Regions from separate parts of the Mus musculus genome. Here region 1 is linked to region 2. Evidence: chromatin loops called from intact Hi-C (ENCODE). Cell type or tissue: left cerebral cortex. All regions are shown on one strand. Links, peaks and the distances in the headings refer to the core of each region. The heading gives the core; the rest is flanking DNA. Region 1 has its middle 42 kb from the start of Gm3942. Region 2 holds the start of Glipr1l1 (GLI pathogenesis-related 1 like 1).

Region 1 (8,344 bases), core at 78-8,077, 730 kb before region 2:
ATCAAACATGAGTGACACAGTGAAGAGTTTCATGTCCTCCATCTTTGTGGGAAGCCAACTCCAAGATGGCGCCCGTTGCCATTGTCATAAACAACACCACTGCACAGGTGTCAATTCAAATTTGGCGCCAACCCCTCCCGCGGGTGCATGCAAATTGGGTGCCGGCAGACTGACCAATCCCAGGGGGCCACGGAGCCTTCTCCTGTGCTGGGGTGCATATAAGCAGGGCTCCCTGGGCGACCGGGGTCCCCGTAGAAGCATCAAGGCGGTCCTGCAATAAAGGCTGTTGAGAAGAATCCGACTGTGTCGTGTCGTTCTTGCTGGTCGAGAGCAGACGCGACACATCTTAACAGTGACAAATATCTGGAAAAATACTAAACAGAAAGAAGAGGGAGGAGGAGAGCTAAAGGGAGAGGAGGGAAGAAGACAGAGAGGAAGAAAAAAGGAACCAGGAAAAGGCTACTCTCCGTCAGGGTTTGCTCTAATTCCATATAATTACCCTTTGAGTTAGACTGGTAGTTTATTCCAGAATATCACAATAGAACACGAGTTCTCAACCTGTGGGGTCAAAACATTATTGGAAATCATATGTCAGGTGTTTACATTATGGTTCACAACAGTCACAAAATTACTTATGAAGTGGCAAGGAAATAATTTATAGTACATGAGGAGCTGTGTTAATAGGTCCTGGCATCAGGGAGATTGAGGACCACTGAAATAAAAGAAAGGGCAGAACTTAGCCAGATCAAACCCAGTCAAAAGCCGAAGTAGAGAAAATTTAGTCTGTTTTGATTTTTTTCTTTGTTAATGGCTTCATTTTAAAGAAATTAAAATTTCTCTCTCTCTCTCTCTCTCTCTCTCTCTCTCTCTCTCTCTTTGGACTTTTGTTTATTAGACATTTTCTTTATTTACATTTCAAATGTTATCCCCTTTCTCAGCCATCCAGAGACTGTCCCACCTGGGGATTCATCCCATATGCAATCACCAAACCCTGACACTGTTATGAATGCCAAGAAGTGCTTGCAGAAAGGAGTTTTGTATAGCTGTCTCCTGAGAGGCCCTGCCAGAACCTGACAAATACAGCGGCGGATTCTCACAGCCAACCATTGGACCGAGCAAGGGTTCCCCAATGGAGGAGTTAGAGAAAGGACTGAAGGAGCTGAAGGGGTTTGCTACTGCACAGGAAGAACAACAATATCAACCAACCAGACACGCCCCCCCTCCCCCGCCCCCAAAGCTCTCAGAGACTAAACCACCAATAAAGAAGTACACATGGCTCCAACTGCATATATAGCAGAAGATGGCCTTGTGGGGCATGGATGAGAGGAGAGGTCCTTTGTCCTGGGAAAGCTCCATGCCCCCAGAGTAGGGGAATCTAGGGCGAGGAGGCTGGAGTGGGTGGGTGGAGGAACACCCTCATTGAAGGGAAGGTGCATTTTCTCAAGGTTCCAAGACTTCGTACTAGGCTGCAGTTCCTGCACAGACGCTGGGAGAACAGGACACTTTTACTTAATAATTTCATTTCAGAAGGATTGGGCCCGACTCCTTAAGACAGATATTCGTCTAGAAGGAATCTCAGAGAAGGCATTTTTTGGAAAGCATTTACATCTCAAAGGGAATAGAAATAGAAGTTTAAAATTTAAAAAGAGCTCTAAAGGTAATGCCCCAAGAAAATGAAAATCAGAGGCCCCCCAGTCCGGTCGGTCCATCTAAACAGAGGAGGAGGTCTTTGATCTGGTAGCTGGTGAATGTCTTCCAGACAGGACAGAAGCAAGTGCTAAAAGGATTAGACACACCCGCTGTGAGGGAGAAATCCCAGCAAAACCTCTGCCTACTCTAAAGGTCAAGGAAGGCTGGGATCAGGGGCGTCTCTAACCCACTGAGCATTTTAAGAACAAATATATAATGTTAGACTTTGAAGACTCTGTCTAAGGCAAAGGGAGAGAGCAGAGTCCTGGAGGCTTGGGAAAAGTCCTGGTCTTGAAAGTGACTCAGAGCTCTAAAAAAGCCAAAGAAAATGTATTGAAGTAATATACTGTTGTAATGTAAGAAGACGCAGGCCATAGGAAATAGAATAGGGATTCCTGGAAAAGAATAAACATCAATTGAAACTGTGAGAAACAATGATGTGAGAGGCAGGAGAGGAAGGAATAAAGGCTAGGAAATAGTTGGAAATACATAAAAAAGCACGGAGGTGCATCATCAGGAGGATGTCCATCTAAAACAATGTAATGAATGGTGACATTTATTAGACAACCTTCAAACACCAGGATGCCTTTTTAATGTTCTTAAGTCCCTAAGGAAGTTCGTTCTTTTAATATGTTCTCAGGAACTAAATATTATGTAAATGTTTACATAATATTTGTATATATATGCTTGCATGTGTATACATATACAAAAGTCCATTCATATGAAAAATTATATAGAGAAAATATAAATGTATATATGTATGTGTATATGCATGTATAATTAACTTGATAAGAAAAAAGTAATCATAAACTTGTTTTTGTTGACTCTGTTTACAGAAGGCTTTTCTTTGGTAGTTGTAGAACCTCCCCATCTAATCATCCATTGTTCTACTGGACCAAGTGAGAGAAGCTGGGTAAAGATCCTAACTCACGAGTTTGATAAACTTGAGGAAGACATAAAGGATATGCCAGATATCTAGGCTTCATTTAAAACAATTCAACATTATGAAAACAATAAGATTTTCTTAATTGTGAGTATTGCATAATTTTTTAAATTTATAATATATGACAAATTGAATATATTTTACCATACATGTATGTTCACAAGCTACTTTTGTTAGTCACCTTAATTGAACCAGAATCTGGAATATCACATTTGACCTTATTTTTTCATTCATTTTGTTTCTATTGTTATTTATATCATTCTTTTTGCAAGCATTTTGAATATATAAAAATGGAGTGTTATTAAGTCCACAAAATGTTCTTTAATAGAATTCTAATGAAACACATATTAATATACCATGATCACTTTTATTATTATAGCACTCCCATTGTGATTTTGTACATGTTATATAGTTATTTTAAATACCCTCCTCTTGTGTAGCCCAAGTTAGCCTTGAACTCTCGATTCACATATTTCAGCCTCCCGAGAAATGCAGTCACAGATATATGCCCTTACATGAGCTCTGTGTCAAATGTATTGTCCTACCCATAACATACCACCTCCTGACCTTACCTATACAACTTTCTAAACTTCTTAACTTTTTTTTTAAAGATTTATTTTATGTATGTGAGCACACTGTAGCTGTACAGATGAGCCCTCATATGGTTGTTGAGAATTGAATGTTAGGACTTCTGCTTGCTCTAGTCAGCCCTGCTGGCTCAGTCTCTGCTTGCTCTGGCCCCAAGATTTATTTATTATCATACATAAGTACACTGTAGCTGTCTTCAGACACCCAAAAGGAGGGTGTCAGATAGCATTACAGATGGTTGTGAGTTACCATGTGGTTTCTGGGATTTGAACTCAGGACCTTCGGAAGAGTAGTCAGTGCTCTTACCAGCTGAGCCATCTCAATGTCTTAACTCTTAACCTCTTGATTTTTAATACTTTGAGTAAAAGTTGGTCTGGAGCCCTAGACATTGCTTGCCATCTGCTCTTCAGAGCTAGTTTTATGATTTCCTTGGAATTTTGTTATCTTTATCTCATTCTGACCGTATCTGTGTGCATATCTGAACCTTAGGAAATGAGATCATCAACATTTTTCTCTGTTAGTCTCCCACTCTTTCATTTCATCCTGATAACTCCTCCTTCAGCTTTTTCCAAAGGACAGAGTGACCTTTCTTTAAGTGACACCTTTATTCATCATCCTTAATAGGTCATTTAAATAACAGATCCGTTTTAAAGTGGCTTTACAGCCTCCTGACAAGTGCCTTTTCTCTGTTCAACAAATTAGTCCTCTGCCTTCTATTTACTTACCAAACTCAGTTCTTGGGTGAATAATTAGAAGGCTTAGACAGTGAAGTCACACTGAATTGTAAATGAAGGTTAAACACACACACTCCTCTGTCAAGCTTTAAATTTTTATTTTATGTTTTGATATAATTTAACACTTACAAAAAGTTGTGAGAATAATACAAAGAACTCATATATATTATACATGTATTATATTATATATCTCATATATTATATTATCTATTATAGTATATATCTCATATTATAATATGTAATGTAATATAATATTTAATTTATATACTATACGATATTATAATATATTATGCTGATTCAATAATTCCTTTCTTGGTTTTTAAAGATTTCATTTATTTTATGTATGTGAGTACACTGTCACTATCCTCAGACACACCAGAAGAGGGCATCAGATCCTATTGCTGTGGTTGTGAGCTACCATGTGGTTGCTAGGAATTGAACTTAGAACCTCAGGAATGCTGGGGACAGCATACAGTGAAAGGGACTGCCTGCAGAAGGCCAGGATGGAGACATCTCAGAAGCCCAGGCAGTTCTTTGTGAGAAACAGTTGCTCCCATTTCTCCTAACCTTAGCCCTGGATAGATTTCATTTGTGCATGACTGCTTTTCAGTTGGCCTTGGTGTGCATAATTATTCTATTATATCTGACTTTCTTATTTCTTTCTCCTTCTGCTCTGGTGAATTCCTTGAAACTAGATGTTCCTTGATGTAATGGTTCTTAAACAATTAAGAATTGAGGCATTGGGGCACAGCACAGCACAGTCCTAATGGCCCAGGTGTATGCTGTGTGTTCTCATCTTGGAAACAATGCAATAACTGCACAATGGTAGTCCCAGACTTATGTTTGACTTGCAAAGAAAGTTTGATGAAATTATTAGAAAATGAATTAGAGCCAACATTGGGGCCCCGAGAAAAAAAAATTATTAAAGTTATAAAATAAGTTTTACGTAACTGTTGAGACTGGTTCCTGGGTAAGCAAGTATAGAATGCATAAAATTAGATATTAGCAAAACTAAGTCAAAACACTGGGACTTTTAGGAGAGTCATTGTGTACAATGTGCAGAAGCAGAAAGCTAGCGGAACTGCTGAATTCAGGGTGAACTTGAGTTTTTTCTGGCCACTGCCTGGCAGCTTTGCCCATGCCATTTATCCTTAGATCTCCACAGGAAAATGAAAGTAGCTGACCTCGGAGCTCTGAGCTCTGAAGTATAATAAGTTAAAAGTTAACGTTTAAATAATGATAAGTTTGCAATTACTATTATTTTGGCTACAGGCCTGGGAATAGGAAAGCTTGAAAATTTGGGGAACAACTGTAATTCTTGATTCTTTGTGGGACATGGTTATTCTTTTGAATTTGATTTGGCAATGGTTATACAATATCTTTTTTTTTTTTTAACCTGCTCTTGGAGTATCAATAAAAGACTGGGGTAAGAGAAAGGCAAGAGAGCAAGTAGCAAGCATTGTAGAGCGAGTTAGAGACCAAATGGGGAGGAGAGCATGAGAAGAGCATTTGAAGAGTGAATGAGGGGAGAATGTGAGGAATGGGTGAGGAGGGAATGTGAAGAGTGAGTGAGGGAAGAATGGAAGAGTTAGTGAGGGGAGAATATGAAGAGTTAGTGAGGAGAGAACATGAGGTGTGTTTGGAGAGTGTGTGTATGTGTGTGTGTGAGTGAAAAGAGAGTGCGTGTGGTATGTGTGTGAGATGTGTGTGAGAGTGAAAGGGGAACTCACAAAGGTGTGTATGAGGTTGGAGTTCAAGAAAAGCAGAGTATGAAGGAGAATGCAGAGTGTGTGCAGCCCCAAGCCGTGAGCAAGCCAGAGAGAAAGAGAGCAGAGAGTGAGGAGAGAAAAAAACTCTAAGCCTTGAAAAAATTGCCTGTCAGCTTGTACCCAAAAAAGGAGTCTGTCTATATTTATTATGCACCTTGCAGATATCTGTGCCCTCCTCCCAGCCTTGAGCAGGCTGCTCTGACCTGGTCTGCCACAGCAGGGCTAGCCCACCTAGGGTGGAGTCTTCTGACCCAGGTAAAATCTTTTGTCTGCCACAGCTGCGGTTTCCTCCAAGACACCATTACCTGCTGAGTGACTGAACCTGTTTTCCTGACACTATACTGACAAAGCAAAGAGATTCTGGGTGGTGGGGGATGCCCCCCCCCCTTTATAAGCTCAGACTCATAAATAAACATTGGCCTTGATTAGAACTTTTGTCTTGGCTCCTTATTTCTCTCGAAGCCTTCTCCATCTCCATCTTTCCTTCCAGGAACCCAGTAACCTGTGGCTGCTGGCGGCTACAGATATCCCTGCTTCCAGTTGAGAACTCTGATCCTGTGTAGAGGCTGGACCCCAAAACTGGAAGAACAGACAGTGCTCTTAACCACTGAGTCATCTCTCCAGCCACCAATAATTATTTTCTAAAAACATTTAAACACACTTCCCTCCTCCCCCCCCCCCATCTCTATACGTATGCTTTTGAATCTTTCAATACTAAATTATAATGATCATGATACTTGGCCACACAAAACTTCCATCTGTATGTTCTAAGAAACCACAGCATAACTATTAAAGTAAAGAGTTTAGTATTAATATATTGTAATCTAGTCTTCAGTGTATATGGATTATAGTTCAATTTTAATCTTGAAAATTTCTTGAGGCAGAGACACAGGGGGAGAAAGTCAGAGGGACAATGCATGCATATGTCGCTATGAACATTTGGAAGTCACAGCATAACATTTTAGGAATTGGTTCTCATCTTTGTCATGTCGCAAGGAAACTCTTCTTTCTGGCACCATGCTGGACATTCATGCTCGAAGGCCCACAAGCTTGTTGCCGATTGTCCAGTCTCCACCTGGAATCTCACCATACCAGTGCTGGGATTTCCATGTGCCATGGCATCAGGCTTTGTAAACATGGATTCTTGGATTTGAACTCATGTCGTCTGCTTTGAGTGATAAGTGCTTTGACCCACTGAGTATCACCTTGAACCTCATGTTATAGTTTAAGTGGTTGTTCTAAAAATCATTTTATAATATTTTTAAATGCATGGAACGTGTGAGAAGATCCCCCTGCTCTTCAGTAGGCTTAATGATTCCAGAGTATACATAGAATGCACCAAGAAAGTGATATTTGTGTCCACAGCTTATTATAGTCTAAATGGGAAAAGGCACATCAACCCATACCTAGTAGAAACCAGATGCCAGCTTCTATGTGTCTCTTCACATTGATTCTAAACTCAGAAGCACCTGTTGAAAAGAATGCATGGATCCTTTCAACAATGATACAGGATGATGACTGTAATACTACCAGGGATCGAGAGATGCATACCCTAACTGTGACATCCAGGAGTATAATTAGTGATTGTGAGCTATTCTGATTCTAAACCCTATACCAGAACAAGAAAAAACAAACAAACAAAAAGGAATGGTTCTAAAAATCACATTTTAGGAAGCCTGTTTCTGCTAAGACTCCTAAAATGGTCTCTTAGGAGGCAGACTATTTCATGAGCCCAGAAAGTGTTTTGTGGAAACCAAGCAGGTGACAGTGCTAAAGAGACAATTCTTTGCAGTATGCCAGGCTGGACCAACCGAGGCCTATAGAGTCAGCTTCATTCTGAAGAGGGAAAAATCATGTATCCTGCATTGTATTCCATGGCATTTATCTTCAGTCTATTTAATTATGAACAGTTCAGCCTTTCGTTTTTCTTTCATTTAAAGACTACTATTAGTAAGTTTCTAAAAATTTCCTTCTTTTAAAAAGAAACCCAGAGCACTTTTTATTTTAGATATAAAGCTTCGAGGAAAAGAAAGGGTACTGAAAACAGGCTTTAAAAGAAAGAATAAATCAAATGTGCTCAGGACAGAATTATAATCTAGGGCTAGCTACTGCTGAACATTTATTATCACCTTCCAGGTGAAGTTTAGTAGAAAGAAATGTCAGGTGGGGGCGTGTCAGTGATTTTCTTACAGTTTGACTCTGATATTATTTAGTTAATAGAATTTCTACTTAAGTGGTTCCCTGCAACCTATCATAAGACTGAAGTGAAGAGTGAGTTTAGCTAGCCATCCTGAGAATCCACATCCCTGCTTTTTTTTTTTTTTTTTTTGCTTTGTTTTTGTTTTCAGATGTCAACTCTTAGATCACTAGCTAAATACATGACGATTTGAAAACAACTGTGTCTATTACTATTCTAAAAGCATATTTCACTGAAACAGCTTTGGTCCAGGCAACATTCACTACCTAAGCTGATCATATAATGATTATTCAAATTGAGAAGTCATTAATTACAGAAGGGGACAAACTAATTTCAGCTGAGACTTGTAGATAGGATTTGAGAGGCACAGTCTCTCTACCACTCTCCAGACCATGTGTAAGAATGGGTAGGAAGACCTAGGATT
Region 2 (8,344 bases), core at 333-8,332:
CCCTTTCTAACTTGGTGAACACTTGACCTGGAATTTTGATGGGGATTGCATTGAATCTGTAAATTGCTTTTGGCAAGATAGTCATTTTTACTATATTAATCCTGCCAATCCATGAGCATGGGAGTTCTTTCCATCTTCTGAGGTCTTCAATTTCTTTCTTCAGAGACTTGAAGTTCTTATCATACACATCTTTCACTTCCTTAGTTAGAGTCACGCCAAGGTATTTTATATTATTTGTGACTATTGTGAAGGGTGTTGTTTCCCTAATTTCTTTCTCAGCCTGTTTATCATTTGTGTAGAGAAAGACCACTGATTTGTTTGAGTTAATTTTATATCCAGCTACTTTACTGAAGCTGTTTATCAGGATTAGGAGTTCTCTGTTGGAATTTTTGAGGTCACTTATATATACTATCATATCATCTGCAAATAGTGATGTGTTGACTTTTTCCTTTCCAGTTTGCATCCTTTTGATCTCCTTTTGTTGTCGAATTGCTCTGGCTATGATTTTAAGTGCTATATTGAATAGGTAGGAAGAATGTGGGCAGCCTTGTCTAGTCCCTGATTTTAGTTGGATTGCTTCACTTTTCTCTTCAATTTGTTTAATGTTGGCTACTGGTTTGCTGTATATTGCTTTTATTATGTTTAGGTATGGGCTTTGAGTTCCTGATCTTTCCAATACTTTTATCATGAAGGGGTGTTGGATTTTGTCAAATGCTTTCTCAGCATCTAATGAGACAATCATGTGGTTTTTGTCTTTGAGTTTGTTTATATAGTGGATTACATTGATGGATTTCTATATAATGCATACCTGGAATGAAGGCTACTTGATCAGGACGGATGAGCATTTTAATGTGTTCTTGGATTCAGTTTGTGAGACTTTCATTAAGTATTTTTGCATCGATCTTCATAAGGGAAATTGATCTGAAGTTCTCTTTCTTTGTTGGGTCTTTGTGTGGTTTAAATATCAGAGTAATTATAGCTTCATAGAACCTATTGGATAGAGTATCTTCTGTTTCTATTTTATGGAATAGTTTGAGGAGAATTGGAATTAGGTCTTCTTTAGAGATTTGATAGATCTCTGCACTAAACCCATCTGGTCCTGGGATTTTTTTTTTTTTATGGTTGGGAGACTATTAATGACTGTTTCTATTTCTTTAAGGGGATATGGGAGTGTTTAGATTGTTAATCTGATCCTGGTTTAACTTTGGTACCTTGGATCTGTCTAGAAAATTGTGCATTTCATCCAGGTTTTCCAGTTTTCTTGAGTACAGGCTTTTGTAGTAGGATCTGATGAATTTTTTTGGATTTCTTGTTGTTGTTGTTGTTGTTGTTATGTCTCCCTTTTCATTTCTGACTTTGTTAATTAGGATACTACTGTCCCTGTGCCCTCTAGTGAATCTGGCTAAGGATTTATCTATCTTCTTGATTTTCTCAAAGAACCAGCTCCTGGTTTGGTTGATTCTTTGAATAGTTCATTTTCTTTCCACTATGTGGATTTCAGCCCTGACTTTGATTATTTCCTGCTGTCTACTCCTCTTGGGTGAATTGCTTCCTTTTGTTCTAGAGCTTTTAGGTGTCCTGTCAAGCTGCTAGTGTATGCTCTCTCTAGTTTCTTTTTGGAAGCACTCAGAGGTATGAGTTTTCCTCTTAGGAATGCTTTCATTGTGTCCCATAAGTTGAGTATGTTGTGGCTTCATTTTCATTAAACTCTAAAAAGTCTGTAATTTCTTTCTTTATTTCTTCCTTGACCAAGGTATCAATGAGGAGAGTGTTGTTCAGCTTCCACGTGAATGTTGGCTTTGTATTATTTATGTTGTTATTGAAGATCAGCCTTAGTCCATAGTGATCTGATAGGATGCATGGGACAATTTCAATATTTTTGTATCTGTTGAGGCCTGTTTTGTGACCAATTGTATGGTCAATTTAGAAGAAGGTACCATAAGGTGCTGAGAAGAAGGTATATCCTTTTGTTTTAGGGTAAAATGTTCCGTAAATATCTATTAAATCCATTTGTTTCATAAATTCTGTTAGTTTCACTGTGTTTCTGTTTAGTTTCTGATTCCAGGATCTGTCCATTGATGATAGTGGGGTGTTGAAGTCTCTCACTATTATTGTGTGAGGTGCAATGTGTGCTTTTAGCTTTACTAAAGTTGCTTTAATGAATGTGGCTGGCCTTGCATTTGGAGCATAGATATTCAGAATTGAGAGTTCCTCTTGGAACATTTTACCTTTGGTGAGTGTCTATACATATGTTACAACAATGAAAGAAATGGAGGTCATGAGTTTGAAGCCAGAAAGCAGGGGGGTATAGAAGGACTGGAGGGAAGAAATGGTTGGAGAAATATGATGTCATCATATTTTAATTTCAAAAAGAAAAAAGGGAATCTAAACCAAATTAGTGGGGTGTTAGCATGTAGAAGAAACTATAATGGGTTAAAGACACAGTAGTAAAGTTATCAAATTGATTGGGGAGAGAAAAATACCATAAACATAATAGAGACATCAAACTGGCATGATTTGAACATACTTCCAGTATGTTCTAGCATACTGTACTAGCAGGCAACTAGGAAGAGAAAACTATTGTGAGAAACAGCCACCCATGTTTTCCAAATGTATTTTAATCTATAGATTTAGTGTGGGGAAAGCTCAAGATTCAAAAGCACAAGGAATGTGTGAAGACCAAGGCACCTGACATACTTTGTGTAAAGTCGATCAAGACGTAAAAGCAACAGCAGGTGGGGAAAACGAGATCACAGCAGATTTCTTGAAAGTAATGTAAAAAAAAAATGTCAGTAGAGTCACATTGTCAAAGATTGGAAAAACTATACTCAGTACATGGAATCCCCATTAAGAGGAGGGTTTTTTTTTTTTATGGATTTAAAACAAATTACAAGATTGGCTTATAACTAAAGTGAACAAGAGAACTAATTAATAACTTGCCAAGTACATACCTGTGTATAATGGCCACACATTTCAGAACAGGTATTAAAATCAAAATTAAAATATTTACTTTCATTATACCAATTAATAACAACATCTTCTGGTTGGGTTTCAATTCTACCCAAATAAATATTTTCTCCAATAAAGTCATAGTCCTCAAGACATTCGTATCGTTGTTTGATACAGGGATTATGGGCAAGTTTGCACTCTCTAGTCCATGCTTTCGCTAGTTTTGCCAGCTGCTGGTCCCAAAACTGAAAAAAAATTTTAAAAAATATTCAATTGAATAGTACATATTTGGTTACAAATTTTAGTTAACTTTAGCCCTTTAGTAAAAGCAATTTTTTGTTGTTATTTGTTGTCTTAGCTGCTTTCTTATTACAAGCAAACACCTGAAAGAAACAGAAGAAGAAGTTACCTTGAAACACCATTTCAGAGGGGACAGGCATGGTTACTTGGCACCATGTTCCTGCCCTATCATGAGGCAAACATCAGGAGCTTCTTCAGAGTGAACAAGAAGCAACAAGAAACTGGAACAGAAAGTGACCAGGGCAAAGCCCAGGGGCCCTGCCCAAGTCTGCCCCTCCAAACCTGCCTCCTTAACCCTGCCTCCCCAGTCCCCACCTCACCAACGCCACCCACCTCATCAACCCTACCTCCCTAAAGACTAACAATGTACCCTCAGAAATGTAAGAAAATAGGACAGTTGTATGTATCACTGCAACAACAAAGGCCTCAACTCAAATTCTTCTTGCAATCCTTTTGTCTCAGGGATGCCAGCCCAATGTCCTCAACCTTGGCAGCTGCCTCCCACCTCAAAGTAATGTCACAGTCAAGCCTGCAACTTGTGAGACGCGTTCTCTAAAGTGTCTCCCAAGCCTTTTATGCCTTAAGTAGTAAAGATTTCGACAGATCATTAACACCTATGAGAAGGACACCCCTTTAGAGCACAGGAGCGAATTCCAGGAATATAACAGACTTGCATTGCTTCTCGGTGATATGAGATGTAGGATCCACCCCATAATCAGCATCCAAACGCTGACACCATTGCATACACTAGCAAGATTTTATCGAAAGGACCCAGAGGTAGCTGTCTCTTGTGAGACTATGCCGGGGCCTAGCAAACACAGAAGTGGATGCTCACAGTCAGCTAATGGATGGATCACAGGGCTCCCAATGGAGGAGCTAGAGAAAGTACCCAAGGAGCTAAAGGGATCTGCAACCCTATAGGTGGATCAACATTATGAACTAACCAGTACCCCGGAGCTCTTGACTCTAGCTGCATATGTATCAAAAGATGGCCTAGTCGGCCATCACTGGAAAGAGAGGCCCATTGGACACACAAACTTTATATGCCCCAGAACAGGGGAACGCCAGGGCCAAAAAGGGGGGGTGGGCGGGTAGGGGAGTGGGGGTGGGTGGGTGGGTATGGGGGACTTTTGGTATAGCATTGGAAATGTAAATGAGCTAAATACCTAATAAAAAATGGAAAGAAAAAAATTAAAACAACGCTTCTGCTCTCTAGCAGTCAGGCCAGGAGTGCTTCAGGCCCCACCAATAATCTGTGATGCTTTGTACAAACATTTTGAACATGATTTGTAAATAAGCCACAATGTCTTACCCTAACTGGCCTTTCTCGAGAACGACAGATGGAGCTGCAATGCCATTTTCCAAATCAGGGAAATCTCTGCATCTTACCTATCCAGATAGACCATGACTATCATATGTCATGCACAATGACCCGTGAGGTTAAAGCAATTAACTTTCAAAATTCCATTGTCATAAAAGGAGTCAAGGGTGATTCTTTCTTTTCTTCTGAGGGGGAAAAATGCATCTACTAACACGTTAAAACGAATTCTTGTCTTGGTAAACCATGTTTCATCTCCCTCCCCTGCATAAACTCATTGTTCTGAACATAATTCCTTTTCTTTCTCACCAGTTGATTCATATCAGCTGCCGGGGGCTGGACCTTGCGTCGCAGTTCATTGTGGATGTTGAGGAATGCATCTATAAATTTCGGATCCGTGATAGTTGGCACCCTAGGAAGATCTTTGCCGAATGCCTTGGGCAGTCTGCTGGCTATCAAATACAGAACTAATGTCCATAAAAAATTAAGTTTCTTCTTCAGGGCCATGGAAGGATGTCGTGGATACCCCTAGTGAATGTGCAAGAACAGAGATTACACTTTAAACTGGCTCTGTCTTCCCATTAGCCTGGGGAATGTGTTCAAGGCAGCCAGTGTTGCCATGGAGACTGAAGCATGGCACGTTCTGAGCAGCTAAGCCTTAAATTCTGAGGAAAGCCTGAGGCGCCCTCTGGTGCATGGTTCGAAGTACCCAACTAGCTTTCTGAAGAGCCAACCCAGACTCACTGTGGAGAGTGCTTGGACTGGGAAAAGACTGATTGTGAAAACACTACAGGGTTCTGACAATGGGGCTGGCCTGTGCTAACAGAAGAGTTTGTTGTATGTATTGTCGCAGACGATTTAGTCGCTGCGCTCAGTGAACAGAGGCAGGAGCAATAGGCTCTCTGTAAGTGTGAGTTTGAGGCCAGCCTGATCTTCATAGCAGATTCCAGGCTAGGCAAGAGTTGAGACCCTGTCAGGCTACAGGGAGAGAAATGCAAATAACTTATGAGTTTCTTAGACTCTGTTTTCCATGTCTAGCTTTTAAAAATTTATTTAAAATAAACTGCATCTTATTTTGTCTCTTCCTCCAGATAATGGGAACATGGAAGAGGCAATTGGCGAACTCTGGGGCATCCTGTGGTTTTTCAATTACTCCCTTGTCAAACATCCAGGAATTCCCTTCTCAGTGACTACCTAGGAAAGTAAAAATGCTATAGGCATGTGGAAAATTAGAGCCAAGTAGTTTTCTTCTAGTCAAAATCTTTCTTTGGGATAATTTAGAATCTGTGCCCTGTGCGATGACTAGCAGATTCCAGATCATTTTTATTGTAAGGACTAGGACTATGCACTGAGTATGTTGCTTGCTCACCCTATTGAAAATGAAGTGTAAGTCAACTTCATTTGGTTTAATGCTTTAAATCTGTCAGTTATTCTCTAGTAAACCCCACGTTACCTCTAACGTCTAGTGATATTTTCAGTATTTATAGATGAATATATTTCATACTCAGGTTGTTTAATTTAATGTTTAGGTTATTACAGTGCCATTTAATTCAGGCTAACACATTAAGACCTACCCTGTGTTCTTCCCTAGACAATTTACCACACAAACAAAGCAATCAAAAACTTATTTTGATGAAACTAGTTACCAAATTAAGATATTAAGTAAAAATGAACGAGGAAACACATGAACACAACCAACAAGAACAAATCCAAGTATCCTAACAGAATCGCTACAGAGATAGAAAGGACATGTTGGTGGTCTATTATCAGCTGATGGGGGCTTGCTACGTGTACTGCTGTGGTGTCGCACGCATAGGCAAACTGAGTTTCTTATACTCCATACTCCAATATAAATATAGATATGCACATTCTTACATATCCAGCCAGACATATAGGACCATACCCATTCCTGTGTATATATCTCCACGCCTCATCATTATGTAATCTGACCATAGCTGACACCCAGGTCACATTTGGGTATCCTTTCTTCATTCAGAGGTATCTACCAGGTTGACAAGGGTGCTCCCCAGAGGCATCTATCAGGGTGACTCCTTGCTTAGTCTCTTGTGCTCCTTGCTACCTTCACAGAATGTGCTTTTAAATCTTTCGTCATGTTCCTGCAGTTCCTACCTGAAGGCCCCGTTTTTCTCATTGGCTCAATTGCTAATTAAATTGATGTCCTTTTCCCTAGGACCTGCCCCCCAGGCTGTGCCCTTCACATCAAAGGTGACTCTCCCTTCTTTACTGATTTTTCTCTAAATCTAAAACAGGCACTTTAAGCCTCCAGTCAAAGTTTGTTAACTAAATAAAGAAACACGCATGCTATTATTACACTACGTGTGTTTTAACGTTCTTCACCGTGGAAACTGTTTCTTATTTGCAAGGCCTAATAAACACTTTGGATTCTGTCTGTGATGTTGTTATTAGACGCGTTCTCACGACCGGCCAGGAAGAACACCACAGACCAGAATCTTCTGCGGCAAAGCTTTATTTCTTACATCTTTAGGAGCAAGAGTGTAAGAAGCAAGAGAGCAAGAAGCAAGAGAGAGCAAGAAGCAAGAGAGAGCAAGAAGCAAGAGAGAGAGAAAACGAAACCCCGTCCCTCTTAAGGAGCATTCTCCTTCGCCTCGGACGTGTCACTCCCTGATTGGCTGCAGCCCATCGGCCGAGTTGACGTCACGGGGAAGGCAGAGCACAAGTAGTCATAAGATACCCTTGGCACATGCGCAGATTATTTGTTTACCACTTAGAACACAGGATGTCAGCGCCATCTTGTAACGGCGAATGTGGGGGCGGCTCCCAACATCTCCCCCTTTTTCTTTTAATAAGAGCAAATAGGCCACCCATATTAATGAGAGTGGAGATAGAGGTCAAATCCCCAGTGTGTAGGTAAAGGAGCCATGTACAGGATTAGCTCTTAGGCTTACAGGCTTTTACCCAGAGCAACCCTGACCTGCTCCCGTGTCGTTTTGCCTGGGGGAAGGGAACTAGGACACTGAACCTTCATGAAAGATGACATGTCTCCCTAGAATAGGCTCATATATGCCGCAGAGCCTTTCCATTGCAGTGCTTAGCCTTGCAACTCTCTCGGGCTGCTGAAGCACACTCACTCTATCCCGTGCAATGAGTCTAGCCTCATGGGATATAAGAGCTGAGTGGCCAGCGACCTATTGCCTAAGCATAGATATCCATATATCAGGGGGAGCTCCATGTTCTAGTCCTGCAAGCGCCTGGGCAATAACCACCTTGTCTCTCCTAGTTTGGGCCTTAAGCTTACAGACCAATCAAAGAAGCAACACTAATCCACAGCAAAGTGTATCTCCAAATAATATTAATCCCACCCATTTTTTAAAGAAAGAAAATGCTGAGGAGATCCAATTGGGTAATCCTTTGGTCAGGGACAGGTCCAAGCGCGTGGAGTTGACCTGAAGTCTCAATTCCCGAAGGATCTGTTCAAATTCAGCCATCCAATTCTGTAACATATACTGAAAAAGACTTTTTGACAAATTAGCTGTCCTAGTAAATTTAACATACTGAATGGAAATAACACACAATCCCGGAAACTTTTGTTCACATCCCTGCTGAGTTATTTGTCATAATACATCTAGTTGTATCTGGACAAGATCTATGAGTTGATTAACCAGCATGAGACCTCCCTGTATCTTGACATTAGCTGAGGCCTGTTCATCTATGACTGTAGTCACTGAGGCTGACAAAGTGTTAATGGTGTCAGTTGTCTGGACCTGTCCAGACAGAGCCAAGGCTGTCTGAATTAAG

What was found. Hi-C counts contacts between places; a loop is a spot of excess contacts. Peaks named below come from ENCODE experiments on the same cell type or tissue, not always from the same donor. Only the 100,000 strongest peaks of a DNase experiment are listed, where the experiment ranks them.
Region 1: a loop joins it to region 2, with 3.0 times the contacts of the local background. A loop is called at or near these places in 7 of 42 quality-filtered maps.

The regions. Positions count from the first base shown.
Region 1 is chr10:112,791,737-112,800,080 of GRCm38, reverse strand. No RefSeq gene overlaps it. Among named protein-coding and RNA genes, the nearest start is that of Gm3942, 42 kb to the left of the region's middle. In left cerebral cortex, for the core only: a CTCF peak has its summit at 4,323 (motif pointing right); no DNase peak of the experiment used is centred there.
Region 2 is chr10:112,057,040-112,065,383 of GRCm38, reverse strand. Glipr1l1 (GLI pathogenesis-related 1 like 1) reads right to left here and starts at 5,195. Exons shown (of 5, transcript NM_027018.1): 1 at 4,877-5,195; 2 at 2,952-3,194. The coding sequence starts at 5,074. In left cerebral cortex, for the core only: a CTCF peak has its summit at 5,253 (motif pointing left); a DNase peak (open chromatin) is centred at 5,225.